Regions from separate parts of the Homo sapiens genome. Here region 2 is linked to region 1. Evidence: chromatin loops called from intact Hi-C (ENCODE). Cell type or tissue: Caco-2. All regions are shown on one strand. Each heading gives the region's core, and the rest is flanking DNA. Links, peaks and the distances in the headings are about the cores only. Region 1 overlaps CHCHD6 (coiled-coil-helix-coiled-coil-helix domain containing 6). Region 2 overlaps CHCHD6 (coiled-coil-helix-coiled-coil-helix domain containing 6).

Evidence for each region. Hi-C counts contacts between places; a loop is a spot of excess contacts. Peaks named below come from ENCODE experiments on the same cell type or tissue, not always from the same donor. Only the 100,000 strongest peaks of a DNase experiment are listed, where the experiment ranks them.
Region 2: a loop joins it to region 1, with 2.7 times the contacts of the local background. A loop is called at or near these places in 1 of 110 quality-filtered maps.

The regions. Positions count from the first base shown.
Region 1 is chr3:126,932,064-126,937,441 of GRCh38, reverse strand. All of the region lies in intron 6 of CHCHD6 (coiled-coil-helix-coiled-coil-helix domain containing 6), which reads right to left. Among named protein-coding and RNA genes, the nearest start is that of PLXNA1, 48 kb to the left of the region's middle. In Caco-2, for the core only: no CTCF peak of the experiment used is centred there; a DNase peak (open chromatin) is centred at 2,991.
Region 2 is chr3:126,879,779-126,885,156 of GRCh38, reverse strand. The region is part of intron 5 of CHCHD6 (coiled-coil-helix-coiled-coil-helix domain containing 6); the gene reads right to left. Among named protein-coding and RNA genes, the nearest start is that of PLXNA1, 100 kb to the left of the region's middle. In Caco-2, for the core only: no CTCF peak of the experiment used is centred there; a DNase peak (open chromatin) is centred at 2,996.

The DNA.
Region 1 (5,378 bases), core at 241-5,240:
CACAGGCACCAGTCCTGAGAGACGTACCAGGCTCAGCTCCCAACGCTCACTCCCCATCTCTCATCCAAATCTCTGTCTACATTTCACCACCCAGGCTGCTTCTTCCTGGTCCCTCAGAATCTTAGACTCTCCAAGTTAGCATGGAAGTGAAGCTCAATGCCAGCTTAGATGCTGCTGTACTCCAGCCAATAAAATGAATGGCCGTATGGCGTGGTGGAAATCACAGTGGACTCGAGCCAGAACACTTGGATTTAGGTCCCTACTTGACTACTAACTGGCTTCTGACCTAGGCAAAGGCACTTAATTTCACTTATGGCTTCCTTGTGTTTAAAATGGAGACAGGAAAGGGCATTATGCCAGAACAACACTGGTTGCCCAGCTCTCTACCCACATGACCTGGAGCAAATTCCTCAGGGACACAAACCACTCCAGTGTAAGGCTGCATGTGAGGTGGCGGGATGCTAAGATGGGAGGCAGCAGGCCAGGGTGAAGGAGGGAAGGGACCAATAGTTCTGTCCAACAGAAAAAGACTGCAAGCCACATATGGAATTATCAGTTTTCTAGCAGCCACATTAAAAGTAAAAAGAGGCCAGGTGCAGGGGCTCACGCCTGTAATCCCAGTACTTTGGGAGGCTGAGGTGGGCAGATTGTTTGAGGTCAGGTGTTCGCGACCAGCCTGGCCAACATGGTGAAACTGTCTCTAGTAAAATACAAAAAAATTAGCTGAGCGTGGTGGTGCATGCCTGTAAACCCAGCTACTTGGGAGGCTGAGGTAGGAGAATCGCTTGAACCTGGGAGGTGGAGGTTGCAAAGAGCTGAGATTGCACCACTGCACTGCAGCCTGGGCAACAGAGCAAGACTCTGTCTCAAAAAGAAAAAAAGAAACAGTTACAATTAATTTTAATAATGTATTTGACAAAATATAGAGAAATAGTCTTTCAATATAAAAAATTATAGGAGAGATTTTACTTTTTTTGGTATTAAGTCTTTGAAATCCAATATGTATTTTGCACTTACAGCATGTCTCAATTTGGGTGAGCCACACTTCAATAGCCATATGTGGCCAGTGCTGACAGGATGTGGCAGCCCAGGACTAACATTTCTAAGCCAAGCTCTGGCCTCGTATTCTATGAACATGATCTCATATTATCCTCCCCTTCGCTCTGCAAGGGCAGCATCACCACCCCTCTACACAGATGAGGAACCAGAGTCAGCACAGTTGAGCCACTTGTCCCAGGATCTAGGCTAAGGAGTCGCAGGAGGAGGATGTGAACCTAGGTTCACCTGGCTGAGAGGAAAGGCTGATCTAAGGTTGTGGGAATTTCACAGCACAAGCTGGCTTCCCAGATGCAGGCACCTGTTAGGTTTGGGGATGCCCTGTATAATCCATTTTACACAGGTCAAGTACATATGTACATTCCATAGGAGCGGCCAAGGTCTTTCCATCTATGGATTTCCTGGGCCATGAACCAGCAACTTCCTGCCACATCAGTCCCAAGCAAAAGCAGAAGCTGGGCTCTCCCTACCTAAACCCAGCATTGTTCTTCCCTCTTTCAAAATGCATGTTCATGCTGGTATTTTATCTCCTAAACAATTCTGTTTAATCCATGTTAGAGATTTGCTATGCTGTATAATCACCTTTTTGTAGTTTTTAATTCTTAAAGATGCATTTCTGCTACTTTTGAACAATTAAATGCAGTTTCATTACTCACTTTTACTGCGTGGAAATTGTACATCTATGACTAGCCTCAAGCTTTGTATTATGAACACTATTTTTCCCTTTATATCTTCAAACAGACTTTTGGCCTTTGCTTAAATAGGCATTTAGACTAAGCCGCACACGGTTTTGAGCTGATGTAGCAGGAATCTGCATAGTAACAAAACCTGAGTGCAGAACGCCTTTCTGTTACAATAGCTATCCCACTCTGCACTCACCAGCCCCAGAACTTTTCTGTGCTTCAACCATGCAATGCTGTCCTTGTCTATGGAACATCAGCCTGGGACTTAACCTGGTTATCATGTAAGCCTGGGCCTTCCAGACTAGTTATTCTGGGGCTGAGCTTGGTCAGGAGATGCTGTGTGTCCCAGGAGGGTCCACACTTCAAGATCACCTAAGCGGTCAGGAGGGATACAGATGAGGCCAGCCTTAACACCTGCTCATCTTGAGGGAGGGAGGCTCTCAAAAGGGAACACCACATCTGGGATACACTGAGCCCTCTGCCTCATGCCAGCCCTGCCATCCCGCTCACCACTACCTGACATTCAAGGCAGAAATGTTTCCAAAGGCACTGGCTGAGCATCCCAGGTGGCCGGAGACAGCAGGTGATTCGTGCTCACAAGTAAACCCTGGAACGAATGGCAAGATAGATATTCTTTCCAAAACGATTCCCAACTCTGATTAGACGTGTCTTTAAAATGGAACTGTTTCATAAAAACTGTCTTCTCGTCCAGAATTGATGTGACCATTTCCTCAGTCCTCCTTTATTTTAAAAATCCATGTTTAATCCATATTTAGAAATCCATACCCATCTGAAGTAGGTGTTAATTTACATGACCCAGGAGATGACATAAAAGGTAAAAAGTGAGGTGGGAAGGCCGGGCGTGGTGGCTCACGCCTGTAATCCCAGCACTCTGGGAGGCCGAGGCGGGCGGATCATGAGGTCAGGAGATCGAGACCATCCTGGCTAACATGGTGAAACCCCATCTCTACTAAAAATACAAAAAAATCAGCCAGGCATGGTGGCAGGCGTCTGTAGTCCCAGATACTCAGGAGGCTGAGGCAGGAGAATGGCGTGAACCCGGGAGGCAGAGCTTGCAGTGAGCCGAGATTGTGCCACTGCACTCCAGCCTGGGCGACAGAGCGAGACTCAGTCTCAAAAAAAAAAAAAAAAAAAAAAAAAAAAAAGCAGAGAGGGGAGGGTGCATTCCAAGTGTTCCCCAGCCCTGACGTCCCGTGGAGCCTGACAACATGCTTCATGACAGTGACACAGTGCCCGGAACACTGCAGCACTGTCTGTCAGGACTAATGACCCCAGAGGCAGCTGTCATTAGCCAATTCACTAATTAGGGGCCTGTTTGTAGAGCTAATGGGAAGGGTAATCATTTGTTAGCTTAAGTAAAACTCCCGGGCATTCCTGACAACTGTTATCATAGAAAAGTCTGGAAGGCAATTCATCTATCTCTGTGAAATTCAAAGAACCCAGATAACCAGTCATCTTTTACAGCACAAACCTCCTTTAGGAATCTGCTGGTAGGAGCTTGTCTTTGACTCCTAATATATCCTCTGTAGCTGCAAATAAATATGTCTACACATAGACCAGGGGCTTTTCCATGCTTGCACTCCAGTGGTCTGACTTCTGTGAGCTCAATCCAGGTTCTCAGACCTTGAGCCCAGGGAAATGCTCAAGGCTGAGGCCGCTGACAGGAGAAGAGCGCAGAATCCCAACACAGAACGGGCAAGCTCTCTGGTTATAGGCAGAGCGAGTGTGAGAGTGCATGAATGCATGCATGTGTGAGAGAGACAGTATGTGTGGAGAAGGGGGTATTTTGATGCTGCAATCAGTTTTCACTGGCTTGTATGTTAAAGATAAATAAAAACATCAAATTTTCTAAAGATGATTTTATTCACTCCTTATAGAAGTTTTAAAAAACATGAAGTGTGAATGAAGAATTGATGTGGTTTGGATATTTCAGTCTCCAAATCTCATGTTGAAATGTGACTCCCCAGTGTTGGAGGTGGGTCTGGTGGGAGGTGTCTGGGTCATAGGGGTCGGGGTCCCTCATGAATGGCTTGGTGCCCTCCCCATGGTAATGAGCGAATAATGAGAGTTGATTATTTAAAAGAGCCTGGCATCTCTCTTGCTCTGTCTTTTGCCAGGTGACACACCGGCTCCTTCTTTGCCTTCCTCCATAATTGTAAGCTTCCTGAGGCCTCCCCAGAAGCTGAGAAGATGCTGGTTTCAGGCCTGTACAGCCTGTAGGACCATGAGCCAAATAAACCTCTTTTCTTTATAAATTACCCAGCCTCAAGTATTCCTTTACAGCAATGCAAATGGATAATACAAGAATATTGAGATGAAATTTAACTTGCCACCAAAAGCTTCCTGAGCCATTCATTCATCTCACTCCTGGAAATGGTAGGAAATGAGGGTTGAGGACCCAGCCTACCAGAGAAGCCTTGGGGAACAAACGACCCCTACAGCACAAGTATAAGGGGAGGTTGTACCAGGCTTCGGAGAGGCAAGAAGAGGGGCCTATGGAAGCAGGTAGGGCTTCCATTCCAGAAGGGTCTTAGAGACTCTGTGGTCCAACTATGTCATGACATAGATGAAGAGATGAGGCTCACAGTGTGAGGTGACTTTTCAGAACCGTGGGTCAGTCCAGTAATAGCACAGACATGATCTCACTCTCCAGACACCCCTCCCTCCCGGACCCCAGGCTCCCTCAGCAGTCACCCAGAGCCTCACCCCACCCCACAAGGACCATGCTCCTTTCAGAAGCAGTAAACAACAATCTTCAAATAGGGCAACCTAGGACCCTCAGCCCAGCGGCAGCCAGGGCTGCTGCTAAATAACATCCAGAGAAGCCCCGCCTGCCCTGGGCCTGCTCAGCAAACGGACAGGGAGGCTCCAAGGGCCCTTCTTGCGCCCGTGCACTGAGTGTGCCCAGCTGTGTCAGCCCGATCTGGTCACTGGGCACATGTGCCATTCTGCCATGCCAGCAAGGCAGCAGGAAGGCATGTGCCAGCCTGAGGAGCCAGTGCCAGTGCCAACCCTTAAGCCACAAGGACAGCCCTCCTTCCTGCGGGAAGGGCTCAGGCTCTCTGCAGGGCTGCTGGTCGCCCACCACAGGCTCTCTGGACTCAAGGCTCAGGATGACGTTCTCTGGGCCCTAACTCTGGGAAGAAGCGGGGTGGGGGAAGGCCTCCTCACCAGAGGAAAAAGTAACAGATCTCTTTGAGGCAGTTCAGAAGTCAGGATGGATTTAGAGGCTTTCCCTGGGGGGATTTCCTGGGGAAGTGATTAATTTGCTGGCTGGAATACATTCAGTTTGGCAGTTGATCTAAACTCCAGGACTCATAGCAATCACTTAGGAGTTTGTTTACATGGCAGATTCCAAGGGCCTCGCTTGGGGTGGGGCCCAGGACTCTATTCCATGATTCTGAGGCAAGTGGTCTATGGGCCACCACAAACCAGGGTCACAGCACACTGGCACAGGCAGATCTGCAAAGCGTGGTGTTATCAGGGCTACCGAGAGGTGCTACGGGCAGCAGGGCATGGTGAAGGCTCTGAAGCCCCTCTCTCCTCTAAAAGAAGACAACAAGAGGAATGCACATCTCACTGGAGCCTCCGTGCTCTTAGATAAACATCCGCCTCAGT
Region 2 (5,378 bases), core at 207-5,206, 52 kb after region 1:
CAAAGCCCCTCTTTCCAGGTAAAGATTCACCCTGGAATGGGCACAGCACTGGGCCTGGGAGTCTCAGAACTGGCTTTCTACACACTTGCCCCCTGACACCAGTGCCACGACTGGCCTTCAGGTCAGCGAGATGGGGCGTTCACTAAGGCACTCTTCTACTCCTCAGTGGAGAGGAGAGGAAGTCAGGAAGTGCAGAGACATTGAGGATCTCCCAGGAACCTCCACCGGCACAAATGGTGGATAACCCAACAACACGTCGGCAGTCACCAGAGGGGCAGATCCATGCCCCAGAGAATGGTGACTTTCCAATAATCTGATTTTTTATGTCAAAATGTGGGATGACAGTAGGACACTATAATTTGGTCTCTTGTATTAAGTATCCCACCTGTCTGATGTTTTGGAGTTTCAGACTTTCTTGAAAATCAAAGGAGGAATGGAGGTTGAAACAAAAGACAAAGAATTTTAAAAACTGCTAGATCAAATTTTCTAATCATCCTTTTCCACACCCGCCTCTTTCATGAACCCTCTTTACTACTCCAAATAATTCAAAACAAGTTCAGTTCCTATGGTCAATTATCAGTGAAAACAACACACCTGCTTTTGTTTCTCTTTTCCTTCACACAGATGAATTTTTTTCATGGTTTGTCAACTCCTATGAATTCCAATTTCCAATTTTAGAACAGTTTCAAAATGTTGGTAGATAGCTGGATTTGTGGGGCTAATGTAGCTCAATATATATATAGTATAAATTATTAAGTTAAAATAATTCCCTCTTTGATTGCCAAAATTACCAACATTAAGTACACAAATGGTTCTTGCTGAATGTTTAGTAAGGGGTGTAAAAGACTCAGCTGGAAAGATTTCTTTTTTGCAGGACGCTGCCTAATCTACATAGGAAAGAGAATTCGCCTGTGATGGGCACCTACTGTATGCCATCCCCAAGTGCTTTCATAGAGTCTATGCCACTTCACACATAGAACCCGGGGCTTGGAGCTGGCCAGTGCGGGAACTAGGACTCAGATCCAGCTGTGTCCCAGTCAAGGCCTGCACCATTCTTCACCAAAGAATTCTTTTGAAAACTTGATACAAAGAAAAGTAACAGATTCAAATGAGTATTTTACTCCCCAAAAATGAATGCCCTGAATAGCTAAGACTTGAACTACAGAAATGGGAACAGAAGACAAAATAAATCTGTAACCCATCAGTGAATATTTGCTCTCCAAGCTGTGCAAATGCAAACAGGAAATGTCACAAGAACTGAGAAAACCTACAGATTTTAACATAAGCCTGATGTTTGGGGGCTTTGAAAAGGTATTTTCTAAAAGGTTCTATTTTCATATCCACAAATACAGCCCAGAGTATGCAGAGACAGATACTAAGCATTATTGCATAAAGAAAACAGGCTTAGAATTAGAAACCATGGCACACGGGTTGTGCTGGGGCTGTGTGACACCCTGTAATTTGGTCAAAGGCAGCAGGGGCCCAGAGTGAGGACAGCAGTGATGGCCGTGGCTGGTAATCCGGGCAGAAAGGTTTGGAGTACGCCTTAGAAGATGGTCTGTTCCCACAGCCAGCCTTCAAAACACTGTGTCTGGAAAAACTCAAACCATGTTTCTTCTGCCATCACACCACACAGCAGTTGACACAGAAGACTTCTGTGACTCAGAATATGTGGGGATTTCTCTCCATCAGCAAGCAAGCAATCAATTCTGCAGCAGACACCAGCTGGGTGTCCTCCAATTCTATTGCGACACCATCTCCCTGAAGACAGTGGCAGATCCCACAAGTTGAGGTCTCAGTCCCTAAAATTGCCCCACCTCAGATACCAGTCACAGGACCTCCGGAACTTCTGACCAATCGGCTTCGAGTTGGGGTTCCCACAGCCTCCTCTTGGGATTCAATTAGCGCAGCTCACAGAACTCGGGGAAACACAGAGGTGTACCAGTTCACAAATCGAAGAGGCCTGTAGGGAGGTATGGGGAAAAGGGACGTGGAGCTTCCATGTCCTCCTTGGAGCACCACACCCTCCAGGAACCTCCAAGTGTTCAGCTACCTGGAAGCTCTCCAGCCAATCCTTGTTTGGGTTTTTATAGAGGCTTCATTATGTAGGCAAGATTGATTAAACCATCAGCCATCAACTTAACTTCAGCCCCTTTCCCTTCCCCAGAGGTATGGGTGGGGCTGAAAGTCCCAACCCTCGAATCCTGCATCTGTCATTCCAGTGAGCAGCCTCAACCTGAAGCTGCCTAGGGGCTGCCAGCTGTCAGTCATTCACAGCACAAAGAGAACTTATCATTTTGGAGATCCTAAGGATTTCAGGAGTTGTACGCCAGAAAATGAGGGCAGAATACCAAATATATATTTCACAGTATCACATGTGGGCTTCCTCAAATCAAGGAGCCCTCTGTACAAGGAGCGTCCTGGCTCTTCCAGAAGTCTTGCATGTGTGATAATTGCCTTAGAAAGGTTCAAGTTGCTCTTGTATAAAGTGGAGGTAACTTTGCTTCCTTCACAGATTGCTGTGAGGAGTAAAAAAGGTAATTTCTGATATGTGCCTAATATAGGGCCTGGCGATAACAGGTGTTAAATGAATTGCAGCTATCATGATTATTATCATCAACAGATGATTCGTAAAAGAAATTAATTCATAAATATCTGAGAAAATGAATTGGAGTTGAGGCCAGAGACAGAGTTCACATCAGAGGAACCTCTGCAGCGGAGAACCAGGACTTCTGTTTCTTAGTAGCACAACCAGAATCTTCACAGCACCTTCCTCTTGATAAAACCCTTTCATAGCAGTTCCTCTTCCATCCTGACACAGCGGCCAAGGTAGGCATCTCCATGCGTGAACAGAGGCTCAGAGAGGTTAGAGACGATGAGGCAAGGCGGAGAGGGAGGTCCAGGTGGAAATGTAAGAGAGGTACTCTTGCCACTACTCCACACCGCTTCCTGCTACCTGCTGATACCTGGGGATAGCTTGGGGCTCTGAGGGTATCTGGCAGACGCCCCTGACGGCAGTAACTTAAGCATACCCTGAGAAGGACACTATGGGCTATGAAGGATGTGTGTTTGGAGTTCCGAGATAACAAATCAGGGAGTGGCCAACCCAGAGATTCATTCCTTATCTACAAAGGACATCTGAACTCCTGGGCCGTCCTTTGGAATCCAGGACGTGAAAGGAACTGAGACCCTTGTTTAAGTGGAAGGTACTAGGAGGAAGGTGCTATGTAAACTGCATGCTTTTTACAAATAGTAGCAGTCACCCCACCCAGAGCCACCTGCCAGGGCAGCCTGGAGACCCCACCTTCAGATGCCCTCCCGCAGTACCTCGTTCTTTCTTTTGTCAGAGCACTTATCTATTAAAAAGTTCAATTAGTTTTAATTTTAATCAAAGAACTATTTTAATCAATAGTCATTAAGTGCAAAAAGATACAACAAAACACAGCGGTGCCCCATCCACCCTTCCAATACTCCAGCCGACTCCTTCGAGAAGCTCCTTTCCATCCCCTCAGCACTAACTCTGGGGCTCTGAATTCTATGTTTTTACAGCAATCTTGAGATGCAACGACTTGTGGTATTAGTGATTAATTTCTCATGATGGGCAATGAGGGTCAGCTCTCTTACACCTTTTCTCACAAAAGTTTTGCTATACACTTGTATTAAATCAATATTCATTCAAGTCTGTCAACACACATAGGGCCCTGCTCAATGGGGGGCTTGGGGCGAGTAGCCAGGAGAAGCTGCGCTCAGCATGTCCAGCACAGAGCCCTGTGGAAAGGCAAACAAAGGAAACCACTCAGCACTGGGGGAGACACCAGGACCCCAAGAGAGGCAAAGGGCATAGTGTGGGGTGGGGTGCCCAGAGGAGGGGCAGAGCAGTTCAGTGCCTAAGGCCACAGGGAAGGAAACAGGCTCTACCCATTGTATTTTGCATTCAGGAACAAATGTACAGAGCAAGCCTGGGAGGCCTACGAGGACAGTTGGAGAGTGCAAGCAAGCCTGGGGCAAACAGCCCATATGCGGGCTTGGCAGCCATTAACTTTCTTTTGAGGAAGCTTTCCTGGCCACAGACTGTGTCCTCCCATACAGGTCGGCAGTTCTGCAAATGTGTGCTCTGCCCATTTAGAATCTGACTCAGAGATCTTTCCTCCTATGACATCTATGATTATTGCTGTTGTCCATTTGCTCTGGGGTTTCTTTGGGGATCCCAAGGACCAATTCTGTGCATTAGATCCATGTTCCAGCCTCCACCTCAACAGCCTGACTCACAATGTCAGAAACCGAGGCAAGGAACCTTTGATCATTTTCACTATTTCTTGTTTCATGACTTCCTTTAATTTCCTTGAGTACACATTTTCCAGTAAAACATGAAAAAAAAGAGATGTTTTTACCTTGAGCACTGTAACTCTCTTCTAATGCTATATACTTTTTACATGCCTCTTGCTGGGCTTTTAAATTTTCCCTTTTACTCATCCTTAAATAACTGATTTCTCTAAGCCTAGAATTTGTCCCCCAGATAGTGTGAGTGGGTCTCCCTCAGATCCTTATTCATCACCTGGATACCTCAGAATCATCCTCTCAGATGGTAAGGCTATCAGATGAGTTTATATTTAAAAACTTAGTGATTCAATATGGTGAAAGGCAGAGTAAGGTGCTTGGGTGTGGGAATCTCAGCAGGGTGACTCTGTCTTTGTGGGTGTCTGCTTGGTTCTGTTCTGTGTGAGATCACAGCATTTTGCATCTTGTTTTCTGATGGGGTTGGCCACCACTCCCAATCCAAGGCCTGGCTATGGTCTTTCTCCCGAGGCATGTGTGGGCCTGGCAGCTGCCGGTCCTGCTGCCCTGCAGGAGGGGCTTCTAGAAATAAAGCCCATCACTCAGTCCCAACCTCCCCTCTAGTCTTTGTCCCCATAAAACACTGAGGACTGTACACTCGCCCTACTTCCTTTCTGTGAGTTTCCATCACTGAAAGGGGCACTGTCAGCCGGCCCACACTGCCCTCCTCTTATCCCAGGTGTATCACACCTAGTATATTGTCACATGAGAATGGCATCTCCCTAACCAGAGAGCAGAGCTGATGGCTACTTTTCCTTACACTTAAATCTTTTCTGTTCCTTCATCCTCCCAGAAATCTTATTTCTGCCACTAAGGAGGAGAGTCTGGGTGTAGGTTTACCCAACACTTGTTCTTATTTTGAAAAATTTTCAAACCAACAAAATTTGCAGAATAATATGATAAGTGCCCATATACATTTCACCTAGATTCATCACTTGTTAGGGTTTCACCACATTTACACATTTCATCACGGCAGTCATTACGACAATTCATCTCTAAGCACTTCAGCTCCAACTCCTAAAAACAAGGACATTCTGACACGT